Linked DNA regions of Homo sapiens: region 2 is linked to region 1. Evidence: chromatin loops called from intact Hi-C (ENCODE). Cell type or tissue: PC-9. All regions are shown on one strand. Each heading gives the region's core, and the rest is flanking DNA. Links, peaks and the distances in the headings are about the cores only.

What was found. Hi-C counts contacts between places; a loop is a spot of excess contacts. Peaks named below come from ENCODE experiments on the same cell type or tissue, not always from the same donor. Only the 100,000 strongest peaks of a DNase experiment are listed, where the experiment ranks them.
Region 2: it touches region 1 in a loop (7-fold over the local background); 2 of 110 quality-filtered maps call a loop at or near these places.

The regions. Positions count from the first base shown.
Region 1 is chr2:172,831,253-172,841,156 of GRCh38, reverse strand. All of the region lies in intron 4 of RAPGEF4 (Rap guanine nucleotide exchange factor 4), which reads right to left. Among named protein-coding and RNA genes, the nearest start is that of RAPGEF4-AS1, 100 kb to the right of the region's middle. In PC-9, for the core only: no CTCF peak of the experiment used is centred there; DNase peaks (open chromatin) are centred at 1,496 and 4,576; H3K27ac peaks cover 2,871 bases.
Region 2 is chr2:172,948,816-172,958,719 of GRCh38, reverse strand. The region is part of intron 6 of RAPGEF4 (Rap guanine nucleotide exchange factor 4); the gene reads right to left. Among named protein-coding and RNA genes, the nearest start is that of MAP3K20, 120 kb to the left of the region's middle. In PC-9, for the core only: no CTCF peak of the experiment used is centred there; DNase peaks (open chromatin) are centred at 4,079, 4,429 and 5,089; H3K4me3 peaks cover 1,714 bases; H3K27ac peaks cover 2,372 bases.

The DNA.
Region 1 (9,904 bases), core at 744-8,743:
TCCACAGGCCCCACCTCCAACAGTGAGATCAAATTCCAACATGAGACTTTGTGGAGCCCAACAAACTATATCCAAACCATAGCATGCATTTTTCTGGGGAGAGGGTCTATCACTTTCATCAGGATCTCAAAATAGTTTTGGACACTGTTAATTCAAGGCTTTCCCTTATCACATTAGCTTTTAAGCCCCATTCAGACATAGTGCTATGGCGTCAGCCCTGGGCCAGTAAGAGGAAAACCAAGGCTGGTCCTGGCTCTGCCAATGCCCAGCATGGTGGCCTTAGGGAAACAGTTGAAAGCTCTCTGGACCTGTTTCTGCTCTTCAGTTCATAGGCAATGAGTGATCTCTAAGACCCCTAGAGCTAACAAGACATCCCAAGACAATTTCCCTGAAAAAGGACCTGCTAAGGAAGAAGAGGGCAGCTTCACTTGATGCTTTTGGATTCTTTCCTACAAAAGAAGTATAATATTCACCTTAAATAAATCCATATCTAACTGCTAACAATTACTACCTTAATAAATATTAACTGGGTGCTCACGATGTGACAGTCAGCAGTGATGAACTTTTCATGCAGTCGCCTAAGACTTGGCTGTTACTGAGTAGCTCGCCCCAACACTGCAAATAACTCTAGCAGGTAAAGTAGACAGTAAAAGTATCAACAACTAAGAGAATGGCACAGAGGACCAAAGAACAAGTGGTTGATCACCCAATGGGTAGAATAGGCGTTGTGCAGATGTTGAAGTGGAAACATAGTACTCTGCTATGATAACCAGGTTGATCTGGCTAATCTGTCCTGTTGGGTCAGGGCTCACTCCTTCTTCGCCTTCCAGAATTGCATGATCAGTTAAGAGAACAGTTTTCCTTCCTGGAGGAAAATGTTTCTTTAAAGATTTGGAAGTAGCTGCACTCTGGCTCAGAACCTCTAAACCAGCTCTGACAGGAATAGAGAGCCATAAACAAACAAAAAGCTAGCGAACACAGATCCTTAATGGAAGAGAAGCCATATAATGAATAATTTGGACCCAGGGATGCTCTGACCATAATTCGTCACATGCTCAAAGGTTTCAATGGAGGAAGTAAGATTTTATAAAAGCTTTGAATTAGAGATGAAACACAAGACAAAGTACTAAAGAGAAAGAGGCTTTTAGCACTTAAGAGAACAGAAAATATGATATTGATCATTTCACTTCTTGACCCATACATGTTCCTCTTAATGTTAGCAACTTTTATATTGATACTCTGCCTTTCATATGCATATGACTTACCTCTTGAATTAGTACCTCCGTACGCCCAATGCCCAGGAATTTTTTTGTATCTCCTTTGTGTAATGATGTGCCACTACTAAATACTCAGTAAATATACTATGAATGAATAAAGGTAGCTTCTCCCTAAAGCTTAAGATGATGATAAAGCTGTCAGAGGTATGTAAACCAGAACAACTCCATCTTAAATAGGAACTGGGTAAAAGGAGGCTGAAACCTACCGGGCTGCATTCCCAGATGCTTAAGGCATTCTAACTCATAGGATGAGATAGGAGGTCAGCACAGAATACAGGTCATAAAGGCCTTGTTGATAAAACAGGTTGCAGTTAAGGAGCTGGCCAAAACCCACCAATACCAAATAATGAAGAGACTGACCTCTGGGCATCCTCACTGTTACACTCCCACCAGCGCCATGACAGTATACAAATGCCATAGCAATGTCAGGAAGTTACCCCATATGGCCTAAAAAGGGAAGGCATGAATAATCCACCCCTTCTTTAGTATATCATTAAGAAATAACCATAAATATGGGCAAACAGCAGCCCTCAGGGCTGCTCTGTCTACGGACTAGCCATTCTTTTATTCCTTTACTTTCTTAATAACATTGTTTTCACTTTGCACTGCAGACTCGCCCTGAATTCTTTCTTGTGTGAGATCCAAGAACCCTCTCTTGGCGTTCTTGGACCCCCGTTCCTACAGGACCCCTTTCCTGTAACAAAGCCAATGACCTGGCTTTATAAGGAAGCTGAACACTTTCTTCTAACTCACCATAATTAATATTCACGATGTATTTATTTCATTAAAAGTAAAAATATAAATGGAGGTCCTGAGTGTGTTGCTGATCTTTTAGGGGAGGGGTCATGGAGACCTACACCAGAAGAAAGCTGTTCCCTGTTTGGTGATGGGGATCAAAGGATGCATGGGAAGAAGAACTTGCTTATTGCCCAAACTTAGAAACTAGCTAAATTAATTTGTGCTTCTTAAGAAAAAAATAAGTGCAGTAAAGAACAACATATGGTTCAAATAAATAGGTTTTGGTTTTCTCTAACGCGTTTCATGCAAGTTTGCCTCCCATCCTCCCCTGTGACTGTGTTTGGTGTATCAAGTATATGTAAGATCACACTTCAGATAAATTTTCACATGTGTAAACTAAATTCCTAGAGAAGAGAAAATATTTGGGGTACACAATATCTTTAAATTTTACCAAAAACATTTATACAAAGTTTTCTGGAATCTCCTCCATACCAAGAGATCCTACAATAGTTTTTAAAACCCATATCTAGGTGATAAAAGAGATCTACAATTGAACTAATCACCAGCATGCTTAGAAAGCCTTTAAATTTATTTGAGATATTAACTTTCTACCGTGCATGAGATTTCCTCAAAGCTGCTTCTGGATCCTTTCCTTTTAGTCATAAATCAAATATCCAAAAGCTGGCTTATTTAATATTATCTTACTTCATTTTCTCTAAGTTAATCACTTTAGAACTAAACCTAATTGCAGGGATAACAAAGGCGGATTTCCCAGTGTGTTCTGGTGTGTGTGATCATGGTGGTATAATGGCCCATTACCATGACTCTGATCTTTCTATGAAGTGTACTGAAGTTAAAATGGGGAAGATATTTTTGAGGAGGATATTCTTTCACGTCATGATATCCACAGAGAAATAAACATGTTTCATTTTTTAGGATATCAAAGGGAAGACCCCCCAACAGGTCACTTCTTGTAGGAAATGATATGTAGCAATGTGAGAGACTAAAGTGAGAACAGTAGCCTTAGCCTTCTGGTACTCTTTTGCCTCAGCCTTCTGGTATTCTTCTGGTATTCTAAGAGGGTGCTCTTTTCCAAAGTATCTCTTGATTGTTCACCCCAGAGTCTCATAAGAAGCATGACCAACACAGTAGGCACTTCATGTTTGTTGGATTTAACTTAAGGTTGTAGATTTCCATTTTTTCCTAAGTGTTGGTGAGAATGGAATACTACACCATATTTGAGCTATTGTTCTCCAAGTGAATATAAGCATTTTTCTTGGCTGGGCAGAGTGGCTCACACCTGTGATCTCAGCACTTTGGGAGGCTAAGGTGGAAGGATCACTTGAGGATGGGAGTTTGAGACCAGCCTGAGCAACATAGTGAGATCCCATTACCACCAAAATAAATTTAGCCAGGCAAGGCGGTGCACACCTGTAGTCCCAGCTAATCAGGAGGCTGAGGTGGGATTGAACCCAGGAGTTCAAGACCACAGTGAGCTACAATTACCCCACTGCACTCCAGCCTGGGCAACAGAGTGAGATAATAGAAAAAGAATACCTTTCTATTATAACATACACTCCATTAAAGAAGGTTGAAACTGCATTTATTTGTTTATTTACTTGTTTATTGGTTTGTTTGGTTTGTTGGTTGGCTGGTTCGTCACTGATAATGCTTGATCATAGGATGGTAAGAGAGAAAAATGGTGTGGTACAAATCACAAGTTTTGAAGTCAGACAGAGCAAGTTTAAATCCTAACTCTTTCACTTTACTAGCCATACAACCCTGGGCAAGCTCCTTAATCTCTCCAAGTCTCCATTTTCTTACTTATAAAATGGGATAATCACCCCCACCGGCCAATGTTGTTAGGAGGATTAAATAAGACAATGTATATAAGATGGCTACTTAGCATAATGACAAGCCCATAGCAAGCATTAGTCATATAGCTATTTTTATGTTTATAATTGCCTCAAAAGCCCATAGTTAGGATTCAGCAAAATGTATACACACACACACCCAACATGGTTCTTGACATACACAGTAATAAATGGTAATGCTCATGTTCTGTAAGAACACAATTTAAAATGCAATATGAGCCATTCTCCTTACATACCTCAGGGAGCTTTCTCACATGACTGTGCTCCTGGCCACATTTCTATGTGCCATTATAGCACATACCTAGGTCTATCTCAGACATATATCAAACACTTCACAAATCTCTCACTCTGAATAAACTCTAACAATGTTTCTCAATTGCCAGAAATCACAAAAATAGAAATAATCATCAGAATTCAGATCTGCAATGAGAATTCTGGTAAACATGAGTACTTTGATGTGGCACTTTGGGTTGTTGAAAGCACTAAATGACTAGTGTTGAGGATGCTAGCCACGAGCTATTTCCAGCCCTCGTTGTATTTCCTGGCTTTACCTGGATGGGATGTGTGCTGAAAGCAGATTTGTTACACATGCCTTACAAATAATTATGGCCTGACTGGTCTCCTGTGTCACATCCTCAAGTCTCTTCTCATGACTCATCATTCAGCTGGAAAGCAGGAAGTGCTCCATTTGGGGGAGGAAGTCAAAAGGACGCCACACCTCAGGACAATACCCTTCTTACCTAAGCAGTGTTATTATTCTACCAGGCAACACCCAAACAGAGCGTGTTTAATCACATGGACAGAATGGGAGATCAGGGCTATGAGGTTGCTCTAGGATATCACAACTGAGACGTCACACACCACAGAGCTACAACGAAGTTGAGTTCTGGTGGTGCCAAAGGCATCACACCTTTAACCTCAAAGCACAGAGTCTTTGAGGCATTTGCTTCTTCTGGCATTTCTCCTGGAAATTGCCATAGACATGTGGAGGCAGAAGAGGGTGTGTTTTGCATGTATTTATGCAGGCATATGTGTCCATACATGAGAGATTTTTGGCATTCAAAGGAAGCTACCATGAAGATTTTGGCTGCCAAAATTGTTAGCTATTGTTTTTTCACTAATTTGCATCTAAAAAAATAAGCCTGAGATTATACCAAGATGTGACATCTTTTATGGAGTGGAAGGTATATTTCCATTTCAACAAGTTAGATTTACCTCACTTTTCACTTCTATTCAGAAAGTCTGGAGTAATTACAACTATCACCCTCATTCAAAGTCAGGAACAAAAAGCCAGAAAGAGATTGGAAGAATGATACTCAATCTCACCCTCTTTCCAGCCCTAGACCCACATTCTAATTTAGAAGCCTTAGAGGAATGGAATGCTCGCTAGTCTTAGTTCTTTCTGGATCTCAATCTTCCCTTGCCACTGAGAATTTGATTTCTGAATTGGAAATGTATACTGGTTAAGAGATTGTTGTTATTTGAAAATTGTATATTTTTTAGCAAGTCATAATCATATATTTAAGGTATGTATCAATAAGGATAAATAATTTTATTATCATAAGTATCAAGAACGTATTCTAATGATTTATATTCATAAAACATATTTAATATCAGGTTATATATTTCTAAAATTGTTATCATTTAATGAAATTCTTTCACTCAGTGTTTATTCATGTGCTAGGCATGCCACCACCACACAAGCTATATTTTATTATCTCACTTTACAGGTGAGAAAACTGAGGTACAAACTTCTGGTCCAGTATCACACTGCCAAAAAGCAGTAAAACCTCATTTTGATACCATGCCCATGTGCTTTCCACTGTAGAAACTGTCTCTTCTATTTATTAATGAGCATGCATATTGTTGGATATGTTTGCAGCTTGGTCAACAGTTTAGAAATAATGTTTTATAAAGATTTAAATCACTAACAACACACCAGTAATCCAATAGCCACTTATACACATCCTTTAATTGATCTGAACACAATTAGCAACTGCATATCTGTCCTCTAAGACACCAAAATGAATGTGGCATCTGTTTCACATATCAAAGCTGCTAGGTGACACCACTATGAGCACTCACAACTCACTTCTTCACGGTCTATTTACTCTTGCTTAGACGCATATCATTTCCCAACCTTTAGCAGAGAAAAGGCACCAGGAGCAGAGGAAAGAGAGCAGTTTGATCTCAGTGAGAAGGGACGGCTGGCAACTTAGAGCAACTCTGTAACGTACTGGTGTCAGCTAGTGGGGGGCAAAAACTCCTACATAGCTCAGAAGCCTCAGAGGGCGCCAGTCAACTGAAGTACGGAATAGGAGCATAAGCTGATAAGGATGACATTGCCATTATGCCACAGGAAAACAAAATGTAATATTTCACCTAAGAAAAAAATCAAAGAAAGAGAACAGAATTTAATAAAAAAATTCTTTCAAGACTATTTCGATGTTTAAAGGAGAAAGAATGTGTGTAGAAAAGAGATTTCCCTTTATTGAAACCCAATCTTTTGTAGAGGTTCTCATTTTTCAAAGTGGTTAAAAGTCATTTGTTTGGTTCAGATTTCTGATTTTTTCAGATTTTGGAATATTTGCAGAATGTTTACCCCTAATCTGAAAACCTGAAATCCCAAATGTTCCAATTAGAAGAAGAAGAAGAAGAAAAAAGCAGTTGCTTGGGATTTTATAAACAAATAAACAAATTTATTTACAATGGGATTATTTCTTGTTGAGAGAGGTTTCAGAGCATGCAGAAAAGTAGCTTTATCTTCCTGTTTACTAGCACCAGTCACCACAATTGTAGCATTATCTCCAAATCAAGTTTTATGAAGAGTAGTTCTCTTCCTCTGCCTTTATAATATGTACCCCATCTTGGACACTCCTTTCAATCTCTCTTCCCTGAGTTTTTTGAAGCTGCCTCTGCTATTTTCCACACATGATTATATCCCATTTTACTAGAACCACTGAAGGCCAATACATTGAGCACTGGGATGATAAGATTGAGGCACAAAAGTGGAATTACTTTGTTTTTGCATTCAGTGTTCTTTAGCTTCAACTCTACTAGAAACTCCAATTGAAAGTATCTGGTGTGTAAAGAGAAAGAGAGACCATGCAGCCAATGGCTAAGCCATTGATCCAGCCAAGAAAAACAGCACGTGATAGAATTTCAAAATGCCTTCTTCCTCTGAGTTTCCCCCAAATAGATAAGGATGAATAAGTGCTGGGAATTGCGTCTTGGAGCCAACAGATCCAAGAACTAACTAATTTGGAATTAGCTTCCTGAAGTAGCATCTCCCCAGTAGAAAAAGGATAAAAACATCAAACAGATAAATTAAAATAATTTCCAGGAGAAGCAGTAGACAATAAAATGATTTTTTAAAAGTTTTGCTTCAATAGTGATACTGTATGTCCTTAGGGATGTGTAACTGGGGCATAGTTCACAGGAAGAAATTACAGGGAAAAAAATTAATGAATGAAATGTCTTGAGGAAAAAACTCATAAAGGAAATGCTTCTTCAGTCCTAAGCGCCTAGTCACAAAATGTATCTGGAACAAAACCCTGGAAAAGATATTTTAATGCGTATGGCAAAAGGGGCACGTTTCTTTAATTTACAAAGTGTTCTTATAATCTCATAAACTGTAGATACAACCCAATAGAGTACTGAACAAAAGATGTGAACCAGCCATTCACAGACCAAAAACAGTACAACTGCCAAGAAATATTTAAAAGATGCGTGATTAGGGAAATACAAAGCGAAGTAATAAAAATTTTCAAAGTTTGAAATTACTCAGGTTAAAGAACTGAAAAAACAAGTATACTCCTACACTGTTGTGGAGAGTGAAAATTGCTTCAGACTTTCTAGAGTGTAACTAGAAAATATTTATCAAATTTTAAGTTTTGTATAACATCCATAAAATGCGTTCTTCCCCTTAGTTTCCCCCAAACAGATACTATGTAAATAGTTACCATATCATATTGTTTAGGGAATAATGACAAAAAAAAAAAAAAAAACCCAAACCTCTGTACATGTTCAGTGCCATACCTTTTTTGGATTTTTTTTTTTTTTCTGAGACGGAGTCTCGCTCTGTCGCCCAGGCTGGAGTGCAATGGCGTGATCTCGGCTCATTGCAACCTCCACCTCTCAGGTTCAAGTGATTTTCCTGCCTCAGCCTCCTGAGTAGCTGGGATTACAGGCGTGTGTTACCACTCCCAGCTAATTTTTGTGTTTTTAGTAAAGACAGCGTTTCGCCATGTTGGCCAGGCTAGTCTTGAACTCCTGACCTCAGGCGATCCGCCCACCTTGGCTGGGATCACAGGCGTGAGCCACCGCGCCCAACTGGCATATTTTTTTGAAATCTGGGGTTAGTTGAATCCATGGATGTGTAACCCATGGATACCAAGAGCCAATTCTATTAGCCAACCATTAGTCTGAAAATAATGACATTAAAGTAAAGGAAAGATAGGGCAACCTATACTTCTTTTTCCTTTTAGTCCTTCCTTACTGTGAGTAAGCTGAAGATAGTCAGTGTTGGTTAGAATGTGCATGCATCAAGAAGCAAAATGAAAACAGTTGAATCAGTTTTGTGCAAAGTTTCCACTGCCCTAGTAAGAATGAAATATATACACATGTCCGAGCTAGGAAGTTCAAATTATGTAGTTTGGGTCATTCTGCATGTAAGTTAAATGGTCTTATATTTGCATTTAAAACTGGTATTGCACCACAGATAAACAAATTTATGCTAATAATTTAAAATGTGGGTTTTTCTTTACTTAGAACATTAAATGGCAAAGAACAAAATGAGGAGTTGAGATAGAGAACACAGAAAAAGTTAATATTTTTTCCTCTGAGGAGAACAAGAGATCCCATATTTTTATTTCGCACTGGGCCCCACAAATTATGTAGTTAGCCTTGTCTGTACTGTTTGAACTTTGTATACATATGCCCTATTTTTGTATATTAAAAATAGGTTTCTTTTTACCTGCCCCACTCACTCCTTTACTTTATGAGCTTTATGCTACCTCTTACCTCAGACGATCATAGATCTGTTTATTAATTTCTAAAAAAAATTCAAAAACTGGTAAGATCCAGAGGGAACCGGCAACCAAAAGACAACAGGTGCCCAAATGAAGAAACACTTTTAATAAACAAAGGCAATATTTCACACTATTATTCCTGCTCTCCTTTCCTTCTGTGGGTAAACACTGTCCCTGATTTATAGCTCTGTAACCATAGTCAGCACAATGAAATTAAGCAAGAATAATATGCCAGATTAAAACACCCAAACCCAATTTTACGAACTCAATATATGGCAGCTGCACTGTCAATATAAATATTTATTCTCTCAAAGGACATGGATGCAAGGTCATCTACCCCACAAGGGATGCTTGCCTTGATGAGTGCACACATATCAACTCAGGAAATGTAGATCAGTAGAGGTAATTTACAGGGATAACGTCTTCGAAAATTAGTAGAAAAAGAATTTCTCTTGTGGCATTTACTAGCATGGTACCAATTTGATATCCCATAGTCTTAATAGAGACTAACATCTCTATTAAAATTGAAGGAGGTAACCTCTTTTGCTTTTAATATTATTAACCATATGCATTACTTCAAATTTCCAACAAATGTATTAGTTCTTAATAACTAAAAATTCAATATGATTATACTGCAATGATTCTTACATACTTAAAGTTTTCTATCTGGGCCAGGCACGGTGGCTCACGCCTGTAATTCCAACACTTTGGGCAGCTGAGGTGGGTGGATCACCTGAGATCAGGGGTTCGAGACCAACCTGGCCAACATGGTGAAACTCCATCTCTACTAAACATACAAAAATTAGCCGGGCATGGTGGCAGGCACCTGTAATCCCAGCTACTCAGGAGGCTGAGGCGGGAGAATTGCTTGAACCCGGGAGGCAAAGGTTGCAGTGAGCCAAGATTGCGCCACTGCACTCCAGATTGGGCAACAAGAGCAAAACTCTGTCTCAAAAAAAAAAAAAAAAAAAGTTTTCTATCTGAA
Region 2 (9,904 bases), core at 798-8,797, 120 kb before region 1:
CCTCTTGAAATCACTGTAGCACAGATGTCAAGCAATATTATAGTATTTTAACAGCATACTGTTTACCAGCACAGATCAAGAAGTATCACTCTAGTCCAATTCAACAGTTGCTTTAAACAGGGACTGATTTTGCCCTGAAATAGTCCATGCTCTGTTATGGCAGACGTACTGATGGAGAGAGACTATGAGCTCACAGAGTCCCTGTACTTGCACCTAACACCTCAAAGAAGACAAGAATTCTTTGATAGTATATCACCCAGAGAAGTGTTCAAACACGTGAGACCATCATACACTGGGACCCTGAAAACGTGCAGTTAAAACACGCTACATATTTCTAAGTTGTGAGTTCCCAGGTTCTTAAGCCTCTCACCTCTTTTCATTACACAGGTTGGTTTACAGTCTAGGACTGCACCTGACTGTATCAAATTGTAAAGACCTCTGGTTTCTTGAAAATAATAGTAGAAATCCATTTCTTCTTCTTGTCTTAGAGTAAAGAGGTACAGATAGGTGTGGTCTAGAGTAGATGGGTATGGGATTTGTTTCTGAGCTCAACTTTTCTTTCCAATGAAAAACCTACTTTCCTTTGCAGTGATCTTTGAGAGGCTGCCAGAACCAAGGTCAAGAAGATGCCCATGCTTCTGGACTGGTGATAAGTGTTTATTCTTTGGTAGGTGCAATGAAACATTATTTGAAGATTGCATGTTTTAATTTGTTTCTAAAGCAATGGCTATATTTTAACAAAATGCTAACAAGTGGTCTCTAGGCTACTTTATTTTGTTGGACAGCTCCCTTTCTGGTTCCTTGGAACCCTGAAAAGAAAGTGTTACTAAAGCAAAGAAGTATCAAGCTTCAACCAGAACTTTTTCTTTGATTTGCAACTTCTAAAGAGGTAAATGTACACAAGGTTGTCTTTTAGCTAGTAATCCTAGTACCAGTTCCAGGACCAAGAGGGTATTTCATCTGTTGAAAGGCAGAATCCTCAGATCCTTCTCCGGCTCAAAGATTTTAGGTTTAGGGGCAACATGATGAATGAAGGATGCCTTGAGGAGGGGATGGTCCCTTTATTTAAATAAAATCTCCAAGGAACACATGCAGGGGAAAGCAGGGAAGGTTTTATTTTGAGGGAATAGGAATTTGTCTTTGAAAGGGACACTGTATTCAGTTAGGCAATATACCACATCCTCAGAACTATGTTGGTACTTAGAAGCCAAATGCTCTGAGACAGGGCAAGCCTGACAGGCAGGCCACATCCCTGGAAATAGTCACTGGCCAATGCCTGTTCAGAGACCCCTGCATTACAAGTGTAACTTTATTGCCTTTGTGTCAGATTATTTACTTCCTTTTTGGTTTCCCTTGGTTTTCAAGTAAAGTTTCTTTTGAGAATTTTACCTTAGCTGCACTGTAGAAAAATAAGAGAAAGAATGTCATTTTAAGAATTCTTAGGTTAAACAGGAGAAGGAAAGACAAAAGCATGGTGACATTTGTGAGAAACAAAGAAAGCAAGCCAGCTCTAGAGGCAGGTTTATACATGCTGTGCACACATGCTCCTTTACATGTATCTCCTTGCTATATTCTGACTCCCATTGTTTATGGAGACAGCTAAGACCAGAGACACCTAGGGACTTGCCTGTGCTCACACAGCCAATAACTGGAATTGCTTAGAGTAGACTCCAGGTCTATTTCACTCCAGTGTCTCCACTGCAGGTACAATGACCCCATCCACCTGCAGTTTTCTTCTAGAGACATCTTGGCCCACCCTTTGGAAGAGTCTGTGTTCTGTTTGATTCAAGTTATTGAGAAAATTGCATCCAAGCTCTTCTAGGTCATCAGGTATCAGACTTGATCTGATGAATTTCCAGCAATAAATATTCACAGTGACCTACTGAGATTACATATGAGCACCCTGCATCATGCTTGGTCTGAATTAACTTTTTAAAAAGCAACTTTGTGGGCCAGGCGCAGTGGCTCACGCCTGTAATCCCGGCACTTTGGGAGGCTGAGGCGGGCAGATCACGAGGTCAGGAGATCGAGACCAACCTGGGTAACACGGTGAAACCCCGTCTCTACTAAAAATACAAAAAAATTAGCCGGGCGTGGTGGCGGGCACCTGTAGTCCCAGCTACTTGGGAGGCTGAGGCAGGAGAATGGCGTGAACCCGGGAGGCGGAGGTTGCAGTGAGCTGAGATCGTGCCACTGCACTCCAGCCTGGGCGACAGAGTGAGATTCCATCTCAAAAAAAAAAAAAAAGAAAAAGAAACTTTGTAACAATAAAACAACATTTAGCATTGAGGAACTGTCCTATCAGGGCTAAGACAAATATACCAGGGAGAGGAGTAGCAGTCCAGTGCAGCCAGGAGATGGAAACCATTCATTGTATTTACCACAAGGGAATTTAATGCGGGAAGTGTTGCACCAGGGGAGGAAAATTTCAGAAGCCAAATAGATCACTGTGAGAGGTAGTCCCAATATTGGCAAAGCAGGAGGCCCTCAAGCAAAGGGACAGAGGGAGAAGGAAGCATGACCAGGGCCTGAGCCAGGTGTCCTGCTGGGAGCTGGAACCCTGGAGGGTGTCCCAGAACCCTAGAGGTATGGCCACTACTAGAGATGCCTCGGGGCCACTGCTGAGAGGGAGGCAAGAGCTTCCCGCATCCGATCTCTCTCCAGCCAGAAGTCAGAGAAACATGGAAAAGAATTTCATTTTATAAATGATTAGGTTAAATGGAAGAGGGAAAGAAGCAGCACTGCAGTATCCGTGAGAGTCAAAGAAAGAAAACCAGCCCAAAGGCAGAACCAAAGGGCAAAGAGTTGATCCGAGAGCAGCAGCCCCAGGACCCATACAGAAGATGTCGCAGTGGCCACAGGGCTGGGCAGGGCTGCCACAGCTGCCACCCAGCCCTCTCACTCGCTCCCTACACCATATCCTCCCGGATACTCTTCCTGCTGAGCGCTAGGCTAGGCAGGAGGACAGCGGGACGGCACAGAGTAGGGGCTGCATTTGGCCTGCTCGGTTTGCTTCCTAGAGCCCCATGTTTGGCCCTATAGCCAGAAAACACGTATCACAAATGAGCCCCGAAAGGCATGGACCCCTCTCCAATGAAATTTTCTAGATTTTGACACATCAATCATGTGTTGATAAAAATTCTTCCTCCCTACCTGAGCATGAAAGAATCCAAATGGGGCTGTGACAATGTGATCCTAAAACCGCGAGGCAGGGGGGACAGATAAAGGCAGAGGCATTCAGCTTTCTTTCTGCTTTTCTTGGCTTTCTCCACGAAAGACTTCCCTCAGGACTGACTGTAATTGATTTTTGTTTGTTTCTGGAAAGGGGATGCTCTTTCTACTGCCTTGTATTATGTTCATATTACTACTGAAAAGGAGAAACAGAGACGGAAAATATTCCTTTTGGCACCAGAGCCAATACATAAATACTAATCAGGTGAATGAAAAATATGAATTTAGCCTCCATTACAAGATGCACAATAACTCCCCAGTAGATTATAATGAGGTATAAGGCACTGTAATAGGCCTCACGAAAGACCATATTCAGACCCTTTTGAAAGGGGGTAATTCTTTTTCCTCAAGTGCTTGCTCAAAGAAGCCTTTTGCAAAGCACAGCATTTTAAACCAAGAGACAAGAATGACAAGCAAGATTGGGACACAACTCCTGCCAAACCAGTGCGGTAAAAAGCCAGGCAAGTCCACATCCAATCTGATTCAAGGATTTAATGAAGGTCTGTTGTGTGCAGAGCAGTGTGCGAGGCTAAAGAAGGAGACTCTGATAAGGTACCTGGCCAAAATGGGCTCTTGGTCTTGTTGAAAAAGCCAAACTTCTACGGGTTAAACAATTACAAGATAATATGAATCTAATAAATGCTGCAACATTTTGGATTTCAAATCCCCCTTTTCTTATTTCAGCTGAGGACATTTCTAGGAGGTAGAGAGCAGTATTCAGTTTTTTAGTGAAAATGATATACTTTTAGGAGCTATATTCCCTTGCTTTGGCATTTTGGAATAATATAACTAAGATCTTTGAAATGTATGTCTCATTCTTGTAATAGTTATCATCAATGTCATCACTCTTTGGGGCCGCCCAGATGAAATTAAAATAAGGACTAAGTCAGACTCATAGGCAGATTTCACTACTCTGAATTAACTCTGTAAGTTTTTCCATTTGTGAAATAATGGAAAAATCATCTAGAGACTTCTTCGGCTTCCATTTGAAGGCTTCTTTTTCCTCCCCAAGTCTTTTCCCCTAAGTTCAAAATTGGCTTAGAGATTTCCAGTTTCAGCTTTTCTCTTGTAAAGAGCTTGAAAGTTGTCGCTTATGGCCAAGAAAAAAGTGAAAATAATGAGTGCTCTTGGGCTCCTCAGAGAATTGAGGTTGCAAAGCAAACTGCCACCCAGAAATCTGGAGAGACAGGAAAATCCAGAGTCCTGATTGAGAGATTCGCTCACCTGGAAACCACAAACTGGTAAGAATACTTAGATGGTAGTTCTGATTAATTGCTGGAGGCTGAATGCAGATTAGCTTGACAGTGAGAAACTCCTGGGGATGGGGCGTTTTCAGCTGGGCACCCACACTATGTGAGTTTTACCTACTTCAACCCCACCAGTTTTACCTACTTCAGCTCCTCATGAAGAGCCAAAAAAGGGTCTCCTTGTGGCTCTGGCAAGGAGAAGGAAAGCATCATCATTGTGAAATACACCCAGAGCATTCACCATAATAAAGGCAGACTCTCTAGGGAAAAGACTTTAGGAGTGTCTTATCTCATGGGGTAAGGTTCTCTGACTGTAGCCACTCTAGCCCACCAGTCGTCTCCTGAAGGGAAAAATTTGTCTTGACCAGTCAAAAGAATAAATGTCTTCTTTCTCTCTCCCTCATACACTAGTAGCAGAGAAGTGCAAGTAAAGACAGGTGGGATGGGAGACACAGATCTCACCCTCACACCCCCACCCCACCGAATGCTGGGACCACCAGTCCAGGCTCCTCAGGGATTCAGCTCCAACAAGAGCTGAACATTTAAAACATGTACATGACTAATCTTTAATAGCTGAAATAACATTTTAAGGGCCCAAAGTGACAAAACATTTATGGATTAAGACTGAGGTGTTTTTATGGTTGCTAAGTACCAGAGAGAACACAGTTAATAGTGGTCAGTGGGGGAAGGGGATTATTTCATGTGTATATTTCACTGAGTTGAAATATACTCTCTCTCTGTCTGTCTCTCTCTAGAGAGTTATTTGGTTGGTTTTACATATATTATAACAAATAACTGAGACTATATATTACATATATAAATATATAACAGTTATTTTTTATATTTATTATATAACATATTTATATATAATTCTCTCTATACATATATAGAGATCATGAGATATCTATATATAGAGATATATATAGAGAACTATTATATATATAGAATTATATAGAGAGAACTATTACATATAAAATAAATAATAGATATAATATATAATAGATATAAAAGATTGTATATTATATAAATGTAAAATATCTATAATAGATAGCTATTATATATATATTTTTTAAGTGGCTCATAAATCAGGGGCACTGAAGACTACAGTGTGGTCTCAGGCTGCAGTCTGACTATTTGTATCTGACAGTAAGAAGAGACTGAAGAATACAGAAGACTGCATGGTGAGTCTGTAAAACCGGACGAAGGAAGCGCTTCCAGGAAACAGGCTGCCTGGACCCCCCCTGTCAACTGTTCTGGAGTACTGCTCTTAGCAGGTGCTAGCAAATGGTTCAAGTTTCTCCGCAACATACCCTAACACAGTGCTGCAAGATGGCATGTTTTTAGAATGATTCTGTCAAACCCTAACTTACAATGTAAGATTGTTTCTGAATTCTTCTAGTGGAGAGAGGCAGCTTCAATTAGATAGTAATCTTTCTTTTAACATACAGGATCTTCTGAGTGTTTGCTTTCTAGGAGGTATATCTATATCTGTTAGACACTTCTAAGTCAGATATTTAGAGGCAAAAAATAAAATGGTAACTTTAGAGAGGTCCCTGTTCTTACCAGTAAGAATGGTTCTCTTTTAGATCTTACAAAGTAGTTCATTTTTTCCTTACAAATTGGCTTGATCGAGCCTAGATTTTCTTATAATGGCAATACCAACATATTACTATGAAATCTGCATTTGAGTAGTAGAAGCTAAGAGATGTACACAAGCCAACCATAATATTCCACAGAAGCCACTGCCCATTACGGTGTGTCTCCCCTTACAACTGTGACTTCTATGGAAACATAAACTCTGAAAAAGAGTCTTCAACCACTGTTCCCTCCTCCTTTTACAAATCTAAGCCTTGGCCTCATCATTCACCCTTGTTTCCAATACGAGAAATTCTGACAACAAAGTCCAAACCTGGGAATAGTGTGTTGAGTGCTTTTTGGAAATAAAACAAATGTTAAGATTTTGAAGACATGGTTCAATTCTTACAACTTTCATGGACTGGCACTTATTACAAAAGGGCTGGAACACTATGACATTTCCCTTTATAATCTCTAATTTAAAAAAAAATAGCCTGGTGTGGTGGCACATGCCTGCAGTCCTAGCTACTTGAGAGACTGAAGCAGGAGGATCACTTGAGCCCAGTAGTTTGAGGTTGCAGTGAGCTATGATTGTGTAAATTACCATGCCTGGCAGGAATTTTCATTTAAATTAAAAATTTTAAATTCTGTTCCTAAATTTCATTAGCTACATTTCAAGTGCTCCATAGCCACTTGTGCCTTATCCAAGCCTTGGTTATCCCTTGTCTAGAGATCATGATCCTGTCCTAGAAGGTGTGTATGCTTCCATCCCCTGCCATCCCTGCCCCAACATCATCAACCCCATAGCCGCATGATCCTATAAAAACATAGATCAGATCATGTTGCCCCAAATCCTCCAATGGCTTCTCTTCCCACTCCCAGTGAAAGCCAAACTCTATAGTTTACAGTGTAACTGTCTGGCTCCTTGCAACCTCTGATCTTATCTCTGCTCTCTAGCCCTCTGCTCAGGCCACACCCTCTCTTCCTTTTGCCTGGATGCACTCTTCCCAGACAGCCCCATGGCTCACACCCTCACTTCTTTCAGGTCTCTGCTCAAACACACCTTCTTGGAGAGGCCTGCTCTGTCCATTCTATAGGATATCGTATCCCTGCCCCATATCTGGCACTCTTTACCCCTCTCGCTATAGCATTTATCACACTGGATATTCATGTTCGTTTCTTACCTGTTTACTGTACTGAAATGTTAGCTGCATGAAGACAAGAACCTTGTTTTGCTCACTGTTCTACCCCAGCTCTTGGCATACAGAACTACTCAAGGATTTATTGAATGAATGGAAGAATTTCTTCATTGATTCATTTATTCTAGCTGACTTCATTGTAGGTGCCCAAAGAGAAAACTGAGAGTAACTTATGTGTTCAGGTATATGAAGGGATGTTGGGAGCAAACTGATTGGGTGTTTCCACTGCACTGTGGTGTGAAGAATCAGATTCAATGAGTTGCAATTGAGTAGAAACTTACTGACAGAGAGGAATACTAAGTAATTCCCCTCTTCCTAGTCCTTTGTTTTTTTAAACGGACTGGGTTTTGTGTCTGATAAAATGATGCACAAAATCAGTGCTTTGCAAATTTTAATGACTGCATGAAGCCCATGGGGATCTCATTAAAATGCAGATTTTGGTTATGTTGGTCTGAGATGTTACCTAAGATTCTTCATTTCTGCCAAGTGATGTTGATGCTGCTGGTGTGGGAACCACACTTTGAGCATCAAAGAATTGGATGAGTATCAGTAGAACCCTATGGATCCATAACTTCATAATCCTTACTAACATGTGAGCATTTCTAAAGATTGGATCTAGTCAATATAATCATAAGGTCATCATTCTAACAACATTTATGTTATCTAAATAAGCCAATATGTTTTCCAGTTAAAGGAATTATTGTGCAATCACAATTGTCCTTATTTTTGGAATACTCAAGTACCTTACAGGAAAATCAAATACTTATAATTTATTAAAGAAAATGCATTTGGCCTTTAGGAGTATTTGAGTAATATACTTAATATTCACAAATAACACACTTCAAACTTTCTAAATTACAAATAAACTATCTCAACCAAATTCATTATATAAACATTTCATAAGAATAGATAAAAACACAAGAATACATAAAAACACAACATAATCCTTACATTACCCTCCTAAGAGAATCAGGAAAAAAACACACTCCATTTTTATGAAATTTAATAATAATTTATGAAATTAGTATTGGAAAATGTTTACATGTGAATTTAAATCTCAATAGCGTGATTTCAGTATTTGCTGAATGGATCAATCCTTATCCTTATTCTAACTACTTGAGGCAGAACAGGGTCACCTTGGCCAAGCCCCACGGCCCCCGCCACTGGGTACCACTGAGACTCCCAAAGTGCACACATTGGACCCCAGAAACCCAGCCCCTCCCCTACCGCCCTCATCAAGGAATTGGATTCTGTAAAGGATGGCAGAGTTTGGGTCACAAGCTTGGGCTTTAATTGTGTTCAGGAAGGCCAGATTTCTAAAGTTTGAAAAATCCCAATCAAAGTTAGCATTCTCTCCCCACCAGAAAAGCAGAAGAAATGTCTACTAACCTGGGATGTTAAAACCTAAGTATAGAGAACAAATTTATAAATATTACAAGCATGCATATTTACAGTGTATAACATCTAACAAGATTACAGCTATCTCAGATACCCTGATAGAAAGGCAAGTTTCCATTTCTCAAAACTTTGGAAGTATTTTCTCAAGCCCATTGGGCATACAGTAGATACATCCTTAAAACTATGTCACAGTAACAAACTTACAATAACACCCTATAAATAATAACATATAATGATTTACCATGTTATGTAATTCTAGTTTGAATAAAAATACCTGTGCAAACATCAGTTTATTTCATGGACATTTGAGAATGTCATCTGTTGTGCTCATCTGATTTGTCAGAGTTCAAAGGACACTATTCTGGTAAATGATACTAAGTTAATTATAATCCTAGGTTTGGGTTACAAGATGTTTAAAAATGAGATTGGCTCAATTAGAGACACACCTACTGAAACAATCTGAGAAGCTATAGAAACTGCTTTAAAAAATATAGCACACTACAGGTGACTTTTCTCATCCTTGGTCTTTGAAGATTCATAATCAATGCATCAGATGAAACAACTGAAAGGGAGATTATTGATCGGGTTAGGGTATTCCTGATTTTCTTGATTTTGAGGGATCTATGGGATATATTTCCGCCAGACACCAGTCATATCCTGAGTGCACCCTCAGGACCTTTCTGCATTTCCTGAATCTCCATTACAGTAAATATTTCATTGCTTATACCACAGTTATTGATATATCTGTTTCTCCAAGTACTACATGAAGTCCTTAAAAAATTGTGTCTTTGTTATCTCAGAATCCCTGCGGTGCTTTGTGCATACAGATTGTTCATTAAATATTTATTTGATTAATATGTAGAGAAATCTCTGAGGAGTTTTTAGCTGGAAGTGGCATGAAAAGAATTTTTCCTCTTTTCATTTCTGAAATTCCAGTTTTGCTCTTCATGGTTAGATATGAAAAGGCTAAGTTTACTGGATGTTGGAAATTAATTTGTGAACTATTTTACTTTTGCTTTTTCCTGCCTAGGAATAACATTTCCCTTCAGTTCAAATCTGCACTAAGGTATTTTAGGTTGGACAGAAGATATATTAATTTCTTTCTTTTTAAAAACTTTTAAGTTCAGGGGTACATATGCAGGTTTGTTATATAGGTAAACTTGTGTCATGGGAGTTTGTTGTACAGAGGATTTAATCACCCAAGTATTAAGCCCAGTACCCATTAGTTATTGTTCCTGATCGTCTCCCTCCTCC